Linked DNA regions of Homo sapiens: region 2 is linked to region 1. A link is a loop called in an ENCODE intact Hi-C map of the cell type or tissue named here. Cell type or tissue: mammary epithelial cell. All regions are shown on one strand.

Region 1 (8,000 bases):
ATGGTGGCGCGTGCTTGTAGTCTCAGCTACTCAGGAGGCTGAGGCAGGAGAATTGCTTGAACCCGGCAGGCGGAGGTTGCAGTGAGCCGAGATCGTGCCACCGCACTTCGGCCTGGGCGAGTGAGACTCCGTCTCAAAAAAAAAAAAAAGAAAAGAAAAAGAAAACTGCCCTGGTGGCCACTGATGGAGAAATGGAGGGACAGAGGCCAGGGAGGGAGACTCTCGCTGGGGCATGGAGGGCTTCCGGGCAACAGTGCAGCCCAAACAGAGTGGGCCTTGGCCAGAGGTGGACAAAGCCAGATGCTGAGGGTGGGGTGGGCACAGCGAGAGGCAGCCACACTAGCTGCTCCCGCTGGGCCAGGCCTGGTGGATGGTGTCATCCTCCCTCACATTCCTGGATCTCAGGGACACCACTTCCCCAGGCTCAAGCAGCTGAGTCATGAGTGTCCTCCCTTCAGGGGACCCAGCCATTGGCTTGGGTAGATTAGTTCTGATTTAACCCCAAAATAATGACTTAGTGGCTTTCCTAACTGCAGCCAGCTTTGCAGGGCCTCCGAGCTTTCAGGCCACCTCCCCTCCCAGATGCCCTTGAGCTGGACCTGAGAAGACCCGCCCAGAGGAAGGCGAGGAAGACTCCACAGGGGTGACAGGGGCCCAGACACCCCCTATCTGCATCAGGACCCATGTGAGCAGAGCTCACCCTGTTGTCGCCCTGGGCACTGTGGCCATCTGCCAAGGGACAGATAGATGGACCTTCCTAGTCCTCAGGCCTCAGGCCATCCACAGGGTAAACCCACATCCACCCACATCTCCTGGAGCCTCCCCCGCCTGGGAATGGGAGCGAATGACCCCATCACACTGGTCTGATGGATGAGTGAGCAGCACCCAGGAGGCCGGACGCGGGAGGCTTGGCCTGGCCGGCAGGGAGTGGGCGCCCTGGGCTGGGACCGGGTTTCCTGCTCCCCTCTGTCTAGGCTTTTCCTGGGGGACCTGGCCTTGGAGGCCAGCGCCTGAGGGCCCCGCAAGACAGTCAGTCTTGCTGTCACTCCCAATGCCATCTTGTGTCCCCTCTCCCCAGACCCCTCTGCTCTGGGAGACTGGTGAGTGAACACCTCGTGAGGTGCATCCTGTGTGGGCAGGATTCCGACCAAGTGCTCCGACGTGGAAGGAAAGAATGCACACTCAGGCAATCTGGGTGTGACCACCTTGCTGTCCTGCGATCTAGGGGATGAGAGGAGGTGACAAGGCCCAAGGGGGTCATGCCGCAGACATGCCCAGGCCCGGCCTGTGTGGTCAGCTGAGGGTCCTTTAGCTGCCCGTCTACTGTCCTCAGGTAGGATGCCTCGTGCTGGGAGCCAGGCCGCCCAGCACCCTTCCAGCCTCTGCTGACTCCAGCTGTGTGTCGTCGGGCATCTTACTCAACCTCTCTGTTTCTTGTCCTTCTGCGCCTAGGGTCATGATAGACCTTGCTTCCCAGCAAGCATGGAAGAGGCTGCGAAGAACAGCTGGTGCCCAGGAAACTGGGAAGCCCTGGCTAGGTCTCAGTGCTGTGGCTGCTGGTGTTCACACCATGGGCCAATGCTAGGGATTCACAGAGGCAGGGGATGGGGTCCCTGCTCCAGGGTTCTCCCAGTCTGAGGGGCAGACATGTGACTGATGTCAACTCTCCTGGGTGGCCTGGGGTGAGAGAGAGTGACTCATCCCTGGGTGCCTTGGGGACGGTGGCCCTAGGAGGGGACTCCCCTGGCCCTGAAGAGTTGTGTGGCATCCCAGGTAGAGGGGCTGGAGGGGTAAAGCCCACCGCCATGCTCCGAGCACGCTGAGGGCTTGGTGTGAGAGTGTGGTGGATGTGGGTTGGGTGGGCTGCGAGGCCTCCAGCCTCCCACCTGCCTGCCTTTATTGATTTCCAGGGATTCAGGACCTCAGACGCTGGGCCGGTGACAGGCCCCTGGGATTCTGGTCGCAGTCCAAAGGGTCTCTGGCCACCCTGGGCCTGATCAAGTCCTCCCTCTATCTGGATCTATTTCTCCGTCACCAAAAGTTGGCACTTGGGTTTAGTGGCTGACAGCCCTTCTGATTCTAACAGGAAGTGGCTCTGCAGGGTTCCGTCACGCACGCGCTGTGCTGGGGGTCCAGGAGAGGGCTCTAGGAGTCGGACGGTTGGTGGGGGAGGATGGAGTCTGGCTGCAGAGCCCAAGCATGTTTTGTGGGGGCCCGGCGGGTGAAGGGTGTCACAGCGATGGAGGTGCAAGGTGATAGATGAGAGAGGCAGTCCCAGCACAGGAACCCAAGCAGGCAGCACCTGCATGGCATGGCTCTCCCGCCCTCCATTCGCGGGGCGGCCTCCCATCCTCCATTCTGATGGTGACATTGAAAATGAAACGCCAGGACCCCAGCACCTGCATGGTGTGGCCCTTCCGTCCTCCATTCTTTTTTCTTTTACTTTTTTCTTTTTTTTTTTTTTTTTGAGACAGAGTCTTGCCCTGTCGCACAGGTTGGAGTGCAGTGGTGTGATCTCAGCTCACTGCAACCTCCGCCTCCCGAGTTCAAGCGATTCTTCTGCCTCATTCTCCCAAGTAGCTGAGACTACAGGCACCTGCCACCATGCTTGGCTAATTTTTGTGTTTTTAGGAGAGACGGGGTTTCACCATGTTGGCCAGGCTGGCCTCGAACTCCTGACCTCAGGTGATCCGCCTGCCTCGGCCTCCCAAAATGCTGGGATTACAGGCATGAGCCACCACGCCCGGCCTCCATCCACCCTTCTGATGGTGACATTGGAAATGCCAGGACCCCAGGGGTTCAGGTGGCCAACCCAGCTTCCAATCCACCCGTGTAGCCCCATGTGCCATGCCTTGGGTAGGTTGCCAGGGTTCTGAGCCTCTCCCTCCTTGTGTGAAAGCCCCTCTCCTGGATCTGGGCAGAGGGTGTGCACAGCCTCTGGAAGTGGCCTGGCGGGCGTGGGGGCTCAGTGAGCACAGGGCCTGGGCTTGCAGGTGAAGCCCGAGGAGGTGGTATGGCTCCACCTGGCTGCCCTGGGGACCCAAGGTGCGGGCATGGGCACTGGCCCTCTGCCCCAGGAGAACGGCTGCCGGCCTTGACATCTTGGCGCCTCCCCCGCTCCCTCAGCCCTGTCCCCTGCACCTAGGGCCCTGTAGGGGCATCCCAAACTGGCACCTTATTCCCGTGAACTGGGCCCTTCTCTTCAGTTTCCCTCAGTTAGGAAGCCAGGTCCCGTCTTTCTTTCTTTCTTTTTTTTTTTTTTTTTTTGAGACAGTCCAGCTCTGTCGGCCAGGCTGGAGTGCAGTGGCATGATCTCAGCTCACTGCAACCTCCATCTCCTGGGCTCAAGCAATTCTCCTGCCTCAGCCTCCTGAGTAGCTGGGATTACAGGTGTGTGCCACCATGCCCAGCTAAGTTTTGTATTTTTAGTAGAGACAAGGTTTCACCACGTTGGCCAGGCTGGTCAAGAACTCCTGACCTCAGGTAATCCGCCCGCCTCGGCCTCCCAAAGTGCTGGGATTACAGGCGTGAGCCACTGTGCCCGGCCACCAGGTCCCATTTTAGTGACCACCCCCACACCCCGAAGAATAATAAGCCTCGACCTTCCCCACCCACTCCTCCCCTCCTAGAGCCTGAAGCCCCAGGTGGCTGTTGACTGGAGGGGAGGGGAGCACTTTCCACTGGAATATCTGACTTCAAACCTCTCCGGCCCCAGCTTCCTGCAGGCTCTGCCCCCTGAAACTGACAACCCAGCTGTGAAGCGGCAAACATGATCATCCCTCTCTTGTGTGTGGGAGGGGTGAAGATTCAATGAAATATCACAAGTGACACTCTCACCCAGGGCTCCCAGAGAGGGTGGCCCCAGCCCTACGACACCCATGGCCCCAGGGGAGCTCATGACTTTGAGGGTGTCGGTGACCCTGGGGGTGCCCTGGCTCTGGACTGGGCCACCATGTGTCACTGCAGCCACCAGGGGGCAGCAGAGGGGAGCTGTTCTGCTTTCAGGAGCTGGTGCCTGTGCTTCCTGCAAGGAGGGGGGACAAGAAGGCCCCCGGGGTCACTCGAGGCCAGCAGAGGAGTCCAGACTCCGATCCCAGCTCCACTGCTGCCTCCCGCACGCCTGGAGCCAGCCCGGCCCTCATCTGTGCACGCAGGGTGTGCTGCACCCCACCAGGCATCTCCAACTCGGAGATTCAGCTGCAGCCCTGGCCGTCAGACCCACGGGCCCTGAAGTCCAGGGGGCCCTCTCGCCCGCCTCCTGTCTGCAGATGGGGAAATTGAGGCCCAGCCAGGGCAGGGGATTTGCCGACGTTTCGCAACAAATTCGAGTCAGAAATAGGCCCAGCTGGGCCTGCCGGCGCGGAGGCCCGCTCGGGACACTGCTGGCCAACGCAGGGCCCAGCACGGTCCCAGTCACACCCACAGCAGGGTCCTGCCAGCCTTCTCCGCTCTCCCCTGGGGGAAGTGACCCTCCTCCACCTCCCAGAGCCCACGTGAGTCCGCAGGAGGCCCCCCTGGGCCAGGTGCCAGGTGCCGAGTGGCTGCCTCCAACTCGGGGGCTGCTATGCAAGGATGTTTCCAGTTCTCCGGGTCCTTCCTTCCACCTGGGAGGTCCGGGGCTGCCGGGCCATGCTGGTCCCTGTGGCCCTAGGGCCCGCCCAGCGCAGGGCCTGGCAGGGAGAGGGGGAAACGTGGGTGAGGGAAGTGAGTCACCCCTTGGGACACTTCCCTGCTCAGTTCCTGCCTCTCAGCAGCTTCTGCGAGGCAGGTCACACCTGCAGGGGAGCCTGGCAGCGCTAGGAGAGGCAAGGGGTGGGGGTGCCGCCTTTTCATGGGGCCAAGAGGGGCCCTGAGAGGGACACCGGGTGGACAGCCCCAGGGGCCTCCTTGCTCGGCCAGCCGGCATCTCCCCCTGCTCCCAGCATAGGAGGGCCGGTGGCCTGAGTGCTCTGCTCCGTGCCCGGAAAAGACTCATGTTCCAGGAAAAAGCCGCTTGGCAGGTCGGAGCAAGCTCATGGTGCTGTTCCCAGACCCGATGCGATGCGTGTGGAGGGAGGCCTGCCCTTGCCCCCAGGGCTGCAGGGCGAGAACAGACCTTGATTCCTGCTATAACCCTGGGCACGGCCTCTGTTTCTCCGCGTGTGCCCGGGGGCGGCGTGTTCTCAGGGCAGGGGCCTCTAAGGATCAGAGTGAGGCTGCAGGCCCAGGCTGAGGCCTGCACCACCTCGGCCGGGAGATGAGTAAATGTCTGGGTCCCCCTGGCCACTCCAGAGTGAGGCCGCCAAGCCTCCGGCCTGAAGTCCGGCTCCTGTTCTCAGCCTGCCAGGCCCTTGTGCGGTGGCGTCGGGCAGGCAGGGCAGGGAGGCCACGGCAGCCATCTTCCCGGGGAGCTGGGGCCTGGCCAGCAGCGTTTCCCAGTGGCCTCCTCCTGTGCTCCGAGCTGCATTACCTCATCGGGAAGCCATTCCAGAAAGGAGCTGCGGAGCCCCTGGGAGTGGGAGTGGGGAGAGCTGCGTCAGCGCCCTCCTGGCAGCCTCGGTGCCAGACGAGGGCAGGCGTCACGCCTCCGGGTGTCTGCCTGCCGAGCGACTGCTGGGAGAGCAGCTGGCTTTTGTCAGCGTTTCGGGGTGACCGGGCTGGGCTGCAGCAGGCAGGTGGCGTGGCACGGCCCATGGCCGGCCAGCTACCAGGTGGGCAGAGGATCTATTTCAAGAGCCGGAACCAAATGGCCAGGCATGAGGGGAAGCCAGGTGCAAACTCAGTGGCAGAGACCAAGCCCTGACCCCGCAGTCCCAGGCCTCAGTTTCCCCTCAGGCCAGCCCTCCTCCCAGCACCTGTCCTCTGCTTCCTATAGCCACAAAGAGCACCAGACACGAGTGAGCAGGTGACTACACTCCCTGCTGCCCGCTGGTGTAAGCCAGAGGCCCTGCCACCCACAGCTGGCCTCCAGAGGCCTTTCTGGACCACAGGGTCAGGGCTGAGAGGGGTGGGGGTGGCAGGGGCAGCTGAGGTGCTGGAGAGGGAGGACAAGCTTCCTGCCTGTGGAGGAGACAAGGGCAGCTCCCAACCCTGCTCCTAGCCTTCCTGCCAAGTTTGGATTCCAGAAACACCTCTTGGTGCCTCAGTTTTCTCATCTGTTTTGTGTGTGTGTGTGTGTGTGTGTGTGTGTTTTGTAGATAGGGTCTTTCTCTGTCACCCAGGCTGGAGTGCTGTGGTGCGATCATGGCTCACTGCAACCTCTACCTCCTGGGCTCAAGCAATCCTCCCGCCTCAGTCTCTCGAGTAGCTGGGACCACAGGTGCACACCACCATGCCTGGCTAATTTTTGTTTGTTGGTTCATTTTTGTAGCGACAGGGTCTCCCTATGTTGCCCATACTGGTCTCAAACTCAGCTCAAGTGATCTGCCCGCCTCAGCTTCCCAAAGTGCTGGGATTACAGGCATGAGCCACTGCGCCCAGCCCGGCTTTCTCATCTGTAAAATGGGTTGACAATGCCCACCCAGATAATGGTTGAAAGGACTCGTGAAACCACGTAGGAGGCACAGGCAGACAGGCACTTGTGGGGGTCCATGAATGAGCCTCAGTGCCAGCTCCCCCAGGCCAGCTTCCAGCCTTCACACTGTCTGGGCCAGAGGAGTCTTCCTAAAACAGAGGACTGTGTGGAGCACTTCTCCACAGAGAAGCCTCTTGCCTCAAGTCAGTGACACTGTCCTCCAGCCCCACCCAACTGTACATGTGCCCAAGCTCATCATACTTTTCCTCAAACCCTGTCTGTCAGGAAAACTCCTACTCACCCCGCAAAACTCCATGTGAGATGCCCACTCGCTCATCTAAAATGCCTCACAGGATTACTCTAAGAACCAAAGAAGAATATACATGTGTGAACACATGGGCATGGTTGCCAAGTGAGGGGCATCACATTCATGACTGTCCCCATTACTTATTAGAGCAACCATAACCAAGAATGCAGCGGTGGGCAGGAAGTGTTACTGGGGATAGGAATTAGCAGGAAGTTTTTCTGGCTTGGAATTTAAGCCCAACTTTGGCAGATGGCAGAATTTTCAGAGAGGAAAGGAGGAAATTGGAGGCTAGTGTGGCAGTGTTAAATATGGCTGCAAAGTCCTTGGTCCTTCTCCCATTGAAGCGTGGGCCCTATGGCCTCTCCTCTTGAATCCAGGTGGGCTTGTGACTACTTCAGCCAAGACAATGCGGCAGAAGTGTTGTTGGGTAACTTCCAAGGCTCACTCATAAAAGACCATATGGCTTATAACTTGGAGTCCTAAGTTGCCATCTAAGAAGGAAGTTCAACAACCTGAGACTTCCATGCTGTGAGGAAGCCCAAGCTCCATGAGGAGTCACATGGGGGTGCACTGGTTGACAGTTCCAGCCTTCCAGCCAGCCCAGCCCAGGCACCAGCCATGCGAATGCAGAAGCCATCTTGGAAGTGGATCCACCAGCAGCAGGTGTCCCGGCCCCCAGCCATTTGAGTTGTCTCGGGTGAGCCACTGAACCACACAGAGTAGAGTGGAGTTGTCCCTACTGTGCCCTTTCAGGACAGAATTCCTGAGCGTAATAAAGTGGCTGTAGTTTTAGTCACTGTTTTGGGGCTGTTTGTTATGCAGCACTAATTAACTAGAACAGGTGAGAAGATCAGAACTTCCTGGTGCTTAAAGCCAGCCACACAGCCCCTCGAAGCAAGATTGTCTTAATCTGGAAGTCAGTCCCAAGAACAGGTTCTCCCCAGTGCTCTCAGCATTCCCCACCCCAGCCTGGCCCATAAGCAGTGCTTGGGGCATGCGGGGTTGCTGGAGCACTCCCAAGCCACTCCCAACACCTGGAAGGAGCCTCCCCTCCTCAGGATTCTCAGCGGCGTTTGCAGCTTGGATGACTGTGGACCCAGAAGCTCTGGGGAGTTATCCAGGTTCTATGTGGCATGAGTATCCCTCTGTGCCTCAGTTTTCCACCCATGGAATAGGGCACGAAACTCATAATCTCTCTGA
Region 2 (8,000 bases), 310 kb after region 1:
CCGAGTACAGGTTCTTTTTTGGGACACCACTATATTTTAAGATTAGCTTGTGCTGGTTGTACAACATAACAGATCTACTAAAAACCACTGAAGTATACTGTTTAAAATAGTGAATTTTATGTTATGAGAAGTATCTCAGTTTTTAGAAATGCTATAAAGGGAAAAAGTTACTGCTGCGTCTTTACCACTCTGAGCTTCTATTGCTGTTACCTTATTAACTCTCCTGTTATAAGGGGGCTATTTATGTAAGTATAAATTAGTTCCATGAATGCCCTTGTCCCTAAATATGTCAAGAACTTATTTTTTGACTCTGCTGGCCAAAGAAAATGGCTTTCAGTACTAGACCAAGAAGATTTATTGCAATTGAGCAGCTTCTCTGGTAGAGATGACCATTTAATGGATGAGTCCTTTCTGTACAGCATTTTAAAATTTGTGTAACTAGACCAGCTTTCTCATTATCATTCTTAAATAAGGATCCTGACTGGGGAATGGCTTTAGAGAACCTCTCTCCTATTAATGATCTGTGTAGGTATCATTTGATGCTGTTTTTAATGAGGAAGCAAAATCCATCATCACTTATGTCCATAGTGATTTGGTGGAGGATGCGAACTGCTTGCCCTGTTCCCTTCAATCTGGCTGATGAATGGAGGGGCATGTGTAGCACTGGGGAAGATGGGGCCTAGGCTCGCTCTGAATGGAAGCCTGAGTATCTCTGTACATTGTTAAGCACTAGACAGTTCTCACAGTTCAAATTAAAATTTTCAGCCCAAGAAAGAGATTCCAGCTAGTCCTTCCAGGACAAAAATCCCAGCTGAGAAGGAATCCCACCGGGATGTTCTCCCTGACAAACCTGCCCCGGGTGCTGTCAATGTGCCGGCCGCCGGAAGCCACTTGGGCCAGGGCAAGCGGGCGATCCCTGTTCCAAACAAGGTGAGTTGGCTGCTGGGGCCCAAACTTGTGGTTGCTGGGAATGAGGTGGCAGCTGTGTGTACAAGTGCTTTGGATTAAAATCCCAGCATTTTGGGAGGCCAAGGTGGGAGGATCACTTGAGCCCAGGAGTTCAAGACCAGCCTGAGCAACATGATGAAACCCATCTCTACAAAAAATACAAAAATTAGCTGGGCATGGTGGTGAGCAACGGCAGTCCCAGCTACTCAGGAGGCTGAGGTGGGATGATTGCTTGAGCCCAGGAGGTCGAGGCTGCAGTGAGTCATAATCACGCCACTGCACTCCAGGTTGGGTGACAGAATGAGACCCTGTCTCAAAAAAAAAAAAAAAAAAGAGGTGGAAAAGTTGAAAATACACCCACAAGAGGCAGCCTGCAAAATACATGCAAAGAATACTGGCTTCGCAGTGTGCACTGATGGCTAGCCTCTGCCCTGGGAGCTGTGTGGGTTGGGAAAAGTCAGCGTCTCGGAGCCCCAGTTTGTAGGTGGGGATATTCCGTTTCCCTCATGTAGAGTTCTTGAACAGATGACATGAGATGTTGATGTTTTGAAAACAGCAGCTGGGTGCAGTGGCTCACACATGTAATCTCAGCACTTTGGGAGGCTGAGGCGGGAGGATCACTTGAGCCCAGGAGTTTGAGACCAGCCTGGGCAACATAGTGAGGCCCCCATCTCCATTAAAAAATAAAAATCAGCCAGGCATGGTGGTGCATGCCTGTGGTCCCAGCTATTTGGGAGGTTGAGGTGGGAGGATTGCTTGAGCCCAGGAGGTCAAGGCTGCAGTGAGCTGTGATCATGCCACTGCATTCCATTCCAGCCTGGGCAACAGAGTGAGACCCTGTCTAAAAAAAAAAAAAAAAAAAAGGAAAAGAAAGAAAATTGCGGTTCCTCACAGGCATGGAGACTACCAGCCACATCTTTGCCACTTATTTTCTGGCATTGGCGGTAAACCAAGCTGTGTGTACTGGCAGTTCTTGTTAGAACTGCCCAAAGCTGGGCCCTGCAGCTGCTGACTCATGGGGTCTGGGTTGGGGCCCCAAATCTGCATTTCTGCTAGCTCCCTAATGTGGTCCTCATGCAGGGGTTTGAAGACTACACTTTGAGAAGTGCTGCTTGACTTTTTTCTTCTTTAAATTCAAGATGATAATTATTAGATTATTTTAAAATAGTAAAAACACCAACTTTTGTTGTTGTTGTTGTTGTTGAGACGGAGTCTCACTCTGTCGCCCAGGCTGGAGTGCAATGGCACGAGCTCAGCTCACTACAACCTCCACCTCCCGGGTTCAAGCAATTCTCCTACCTCAGCCTCCCGAGTAGCTGGGACTACAGGTGCCTGCCACCATGCCCAGCTAGTTTTTATATTTTTAGTAGAGACAAGGTTTCACCATATTGGCCAGGCTGGTCTCAAACTCCTGACCTTGTGATCCTCCGGCCTCAGCCTCCCAAAGTGCTGGGATTACAGGCGTGAGCCACCGTGCCCAGCCAAAAACCCCTTACTTTTGCAGACACAAGTAATAGGTAAATAACGAGATCTTTGCTGATTCTGTTTTTTCACATTTTGCCCCAGTTGGGGCTGAAGAAGACCCTGTTAAAAGCACCCGGCTCTACCAGCAATCTCGCAAGGAAGTCCTCCTCGGGGCCTGTTTGGAGCGGGGCATCCAGTGCGTGCACATCCCCAGCAGTGGGCAAAGGTGAGGCAGCCGGCATCATGCTTGGACCCACATCTGGCCAGGTGAGGCCTGGAGTGCTGCTCAGGCCTTGGAGACTGTTTCTGCAGAACCACTTAGGCTTGGCAGGACGTCCCGGAGGGCGTGCTGTGTGCGGTGGACCAGGCTGTGGACTGAGTTGCTGTACCTGCCCTCAGTGCCTCTGTCCCATGAGGAGGGCACACTCAGATGGGTGGCTTCAGTCTACGGGGTACACATGGCCAGAAAGCATGTATGATACCCCGTGCCTGAGAACATGGACACTGGAATCACCCTCATGTCCATGTCATGAGACACCAGTTTTAAAATAGGACTATTCCAGATAATGTAGGGCATATGGCCCCATAACTCCTGGGTGCCTGTTTAAATCCATGCTCCCACACCTGTTTGAGGTCAAGCCACATTTCAACCTTGCCAAGCCACAGCTGCCATCTAGTGGTAAGGGAAAGCCTTCGCCTTTCTGCTCTTCAGAGCGAAATCCTCTTCGAGGTGCATTGGCCATGTGGCGTCTCGGGGTCGTTCAGGGCAGCATGGTGTGGATTGTGTTCACAAAATGTAAAAAGTGGGCCGGGCGCAGGGGCTCACGCCTGTGATCCCAGCACTTTGGCAGGCCAAGATGGGTGGATCGCTTGACCCCTGGAGTTTGAGACCAGCCTGGCCAACATGGTGAAACCCTGTCTCTACTAAAAACACAAAAACTAGCCGGGCATGGTGGCGGGTGCCTGTAGTCCCAGCTACTCGGGAGACTGGGCCACGAGAATGGCTTGAACGCGGGAGGCAGAGGTTACCATGAGCCGAGATTGCATCACTGCACTCCGTCTCAAAAAAAAAAAAAAAAATGATAAGTGTGAACTCTCTAATCAGATTGATCTGATCTGGAATTCTGACTCTGCCATTCTGTGATTAAGAGAGGTTTGTGTCCTTATCTTTATAGACTGAGGTGATGACCTCCTGAGATCAAGCAATCCTCCCACCTCAGCCTCCTGAGTAGCTGGGACTACAGGCACATGCCACCACACCCGGCTAATTTTTGTGGGTTTTTTTTTTTTGAGATGGAGTCTCACTCTATTGCCAGGTTGGAGTGCAGTGGCGCAATCTTGGCTCACTACAACCTCTGCCTCCCGGGTTCGAGTGATTCTCCTGCCTCAGCCTCCCAAGTAGCTGGGACTACAGGCACCTGCCACCACGCCCGGCTAATTTTTGTATTTTTAGTAGTGACGGGGTTTCACCATGTTGGCTAGGATGGTCTCGATCTCTTGACCTCGTGATCCGCCCGCCTTGGCCTCCCAAAGTGCTAGGATTACAGGCACGAGCCACTGCGCCTGGCCCACATTTTTGTGTTTTTTGTAGAGAGGATGGTCTCACTATATTAGCCAGGCTGGTCTCGAACTCCTGGCCTTGAGTGATCTCTTGCCTTGGCCTCCCAAAGTGTTTGGATTACAGGCGTGAGCCACCACTCCTGGGCTAAAGTTTTTCTTTAAGAATCCTTTACCAGATCGTCTGCGTATATTGGTAGCTCAGTATGTATTACCCTAGTTTATCTGGTCTTCTATTTTAAATAGTGCTTATGGTTAATATGACGCAGCCTCCTTGTAATTTTAAAGGAATCAACCAGTAACAATTGCGTCTTTTTTCCTTGTTCCCTGCCCACCTCTGTGACCAGACAGGTGAGACATGTGACTAGACTATCCCCTTCCATCTGCTCAACTAATGTAGATTTCTCCTGCCAACATAATCAACGAAGATAGGAGAGCTTGAATTTATGCATGCTTATGTACATGTTAGTAATTATTTTGAGAATAAGTACCTTAGAATACACTCAGCTAAGCTAAAAGCTGCCTGAGCCATCCTGTGTTTGATGATGTTGCCTGAAGGGCTTATAGAATATTGTTAATGTGTCTTATGTTTAAGGTAGATATGCTAAAGACAGCATAACTTCTGTGTGTTTGTTAAATAGCTTCATACTTTTATAATAATGTGATTTTTGTGTGTATACCTTCTAGCTAAATCAAGTGAATTTGCAAGTATTCCTGCAAATAGCTCCCGGCCTCTGTCAAACATCAGCAAGTCAGGCAGAATGGGACCCGCCATGCTGCGGCCAGCTCTGCCTGCAGGCCCTGTGGGGGCATCCTCCTGGCAGGCCAAGCGGGTCGATGTTTCTGAGCTGGCAGCGGAGCAGCTCACGGCACCCCCCTCAGCATCCCCCACCCAACCCCAGACTCCGGAAGGTGGCGGCCAGTGGCTGAACTCCAGTTGCGCTTGGTCAGAATCTTCTCAATTGAATAAGACTAGAAGTATCAGACGGCGAGATTCCTGTCTAAATTCCAAGACAAAGGTTATGCCTACTCCTACAAATCAATTTAAAATTCCTAAGTTTTCTATTGGTGAGTAATAGATACATTTTAATGTGTCTTTAAAAAATACTGAAGAAATTGCATTTAAAGTTTTAAACAATTATTGATGGCATTGATGGTGTTTTTAGTTCTTTCCTCCAACAGTGCTTTCAGGTGTGACCCGCTGTCTTCTCGCCCACGTTGTTTTGGGGGGTCACTGGAGGCTCCCTGAATGTCTTACGTTCGTTCCTGTGTGTGTGACACCCCAATGCTCGTAGGCTGCTTGTAAGGTTTTCTCTTTAGTGTTACTGTCGGGAATTTGATTATTATGTGCTTTGAGGTGGCTTTCTTTGCCTTTATCCCGCTGAGGGTTTCTTAAGCTTCTTTGATCTGTGGGTTGGTTTTTTTCAGCAAATTTGGAAAACGTTGGCCATTATTTCTTCAGCTATCTTTTCCTCTTTCCACTTTATTTCCTAGGACTCTAATCACATCTATTTCAGGCCTCTTGACGTTGTCTCACAGGACACCGAAGCTCTGTTCTTTTTTTTATTTCAGCCTTTTTTCTTTTTCTTATCTTTTTTCTTTTCTTTCTTTCTTTTTTTTTGTTTTTTGTTTTTTGAGACGGAGTCTCGCTCTGTCACCCAGGGTGGAATGCAGTGGCGCGATCTCAGCGCACTGTAACCTCCACCTACCGAGTTCAAGCAATTCTCCTGCCTCAGCCTCCCGAGTAGCTGGGATTACAGGTGCCCACCACCACACCCGGCTAATTTTTTTTTTGTATTTTTGGTAGAGACGGGGTTTCGCCATGTTGGCCAGGCTGGTCTGGAACTCCTGACCTCAAGTGACCCACCCATCTCGGCCTCTCAAACTGCTGGGATTATAGGTGTGAGCCACCGTGCCCGGCCCAGCCTTTTTCCTTGAGCTACAGTTTGGGTAGTTTCTGTTGTCAGATATCATTTCTTCTGCAGTGCCTAACAGCTGTGAAGCCCATCCAGTTAACTTTGTTTCTAACATAATAGTTTCCCCTTATTTCTTCTCATGGTACTTGGGTTTTCTTTTACATCCTCGTGAGCAAATTGATAATGGTTTTAGGGTCTACGATTCTTCTCATACCATCTTCCCCATCATTTTGGGGTCTGTTTCGACTGACTAATTTTGTTTCCGGGTTTTGGCCTCATTTTCCTGCCTCTACATTTTTCACAAGTTTTTCTTGGTTGTTGGATATTGTCAGGTGTACACTTTTGAATGTCTGGATTTTGTTGTCTTTCTCTGAGGAGTTGGGTTGGGCTTGGCAGGCAGTTAAGGTGCAGATCATCCTTCCGAGGCTTTTTATGCTTTGAAGTGGTGGGTCTAGCATAGCCTTTCCGCCTCCCGCCACCGGCGTCCTTCCCAAGGCCTCTGCTGCACACCCGTGTGTCCCGCAAGGCCCGCGAGACCCCTGCACTCCTGCTGCTGCAAGATGACACCTTCTCGGCCCTGTGAGCTCCGCTCGTTGCTCCCTGGTAAGACGGCGGTTTCTCGGCCCTGTGAGCTCCGCTCGTTGCTCCCTGGTAGTTGCTCTTCTCTTGACCTTGAGGACTCCTGCCCTGCACCTGTGCACTGCCTGGTGCTCAGCCAGAGACTCGAGATTCCCTTGGGTTCCTAGAGCTCGTTCTGTCGGAGTAGCCCCCTCCTCTCTAGTTTCTGGCCCTCAGATTGCAGCCACCTCAGCCTCCTGAGCTCCAGCCACTGCCTTCTCCAGTCAGTGAGGCCACTGGCCCCAGCAGGTGTCTGGCCATTAGTGGGTGGGTGTTTGTAAAGTTTTCATGAATTTCTTGAACAATTGTGTGCAATGCAGAAAGTTCTCAGAGCTGACTTAAGGTGAGAGGAGCGTCCTGGCCTCCTCTGTCAGGCAGATCTGCCCTCTGGGTGCTTGAGGATTTTAAGTTCTGGCAGTGCCGGCCAGCACAGGCAGCCTGCAACTCCCAGAAACTGCATTCTGAGTCCTGCTGTAGGAACAAGCTGTTCTGCTGAGTGTCTTCTCTGTGCTGGAATGCTTTGGGGGACAAGGGACATCATGATAAGACAGACCTACTCTCACAGAATTTCTGTTTAATAGGAAAAGATACGAAATGTTATCAGATGAGCAGGCCTGCAGATCCTAGCACAACAAAGGGACTAAGGGAAGATGGTGTCCTGGAGCTGGCATGTTTGGGGAGGAATTTGCATCGGGTGGTTCTTTGGCAAAGATGGTCAGGAGGTGACACGGGACTGAGATCTGAACCAGGAGACTGAGGCAGCCGGTAGGAAAGTGCAAGGGGGAGCACTCCAGGCAGAGGCAACGGCAGGAGTGCAGAGGTCCTGGGGCAGGAAGGCGTGGGACGTGCTCTGGGAGCAGCATGGGGGCCGGAGGGTGGGAGTGCAGCCGCTGCGGTCGGGATTCTGCGTAGACGTGCGACAGCTGGTCAGTACTCCTTGGTGTCAGGGACCCAGGCTTACTCCATCCTGTGCTGCCGTGATGAGCTTCTCATCCTCATGGTCTAGTGTGGCTGCACCGGCTCTGGCCCTCATACCTCCCGGCAGGAAGCCTTCTTCTAGGTGAAGAAGAGCAAATCCCCACCTTTCAAGGACCCTCACTGCAAGTTGTCCCTGTGACTCCGTTTGTGTCCCATTGAGTACGACGCTTCCCTGCACAGGATGCTAGGACACGTTGTCTTTATTCCGCACACAGCTGAAATTTCTTACTGAGAAGAGGAAAGTTGCTGTTGAACAAAAACTAGCAACCTCAGCCAGTCAGTGACCGAGGGGCAGGGTAAGAAGAGATGAAGATGGAGGGGCAGCCCGAGGCCGGCTCCCAGAGCGCCGCGTGACCAGAGCGGACCCTGGAGTACCGTCAGTGCAGGAGGACGTGCATAGGAGAGATCAGAGCAGAGCGACTTGACCTTCAGAAGGTCCCTCCACAGAGGGAAGAGCAGAGTCTCTGGGCCGAAGAGTGGTGGGGAGGGTAATGCGGACCTGGCCCTCACTGTGTTGGG

What was found. Hi-C counts contacts between places; a loop is a spot of excess contacts. Peaks named below come from ENCODE experiments on the same cell type or tissue, not always from the same donor. Only the 100,000 strongest peaks of a DNase experiment are listed, where the experiment ranks them.
Region 2: it touches region 1 in a loop (10-fold over the local background); 89 of 110 quality-filtered maps call a loop at or near these places.

Annotation. Positions count from the first base shown.
Region 1 is chr22:46,002,544-46,010,543 of GRCh38, forward strand. It overlaps the pseudogene LOC730668. Among named protein-coding and RNA genes, the nearest start is that of WNT7B, 29 kb to the left of the region's middle. RefSeq lists an enhancer at 3,734-4,725. In mammary epithelial cell, CTCF peaks have their summits at 3,965 (motif pointing right) and 5,615; DNase peaks (open chromatin) are centred at 4,048, 4,718, 5,008, 5,488 and 1 weaker place; H3K4me3 peaks cover 596 bases; H3K27ac peaks cover 2,171 bases.
Region 2 is chr22:46,311,376-46,319,375 of GRCh38, forward strand. It overlaps GTSE1 (G2 and S-phase expressed 1), which reads left to right. Exons shown (of 12, transcript NM_016426.7): 5 at 766-930; 6 at 2,515-2,638; 7 at 4,657-5,037. Among named protein-coding and RNA genes, the nearest start is that of GTSE1, 19 kb to the left of the region's middle. In mammary epithelial cell, a CTCF peak has its summit at 3,092 (motif pointing left); no DNase peak of the experiment used is centred here.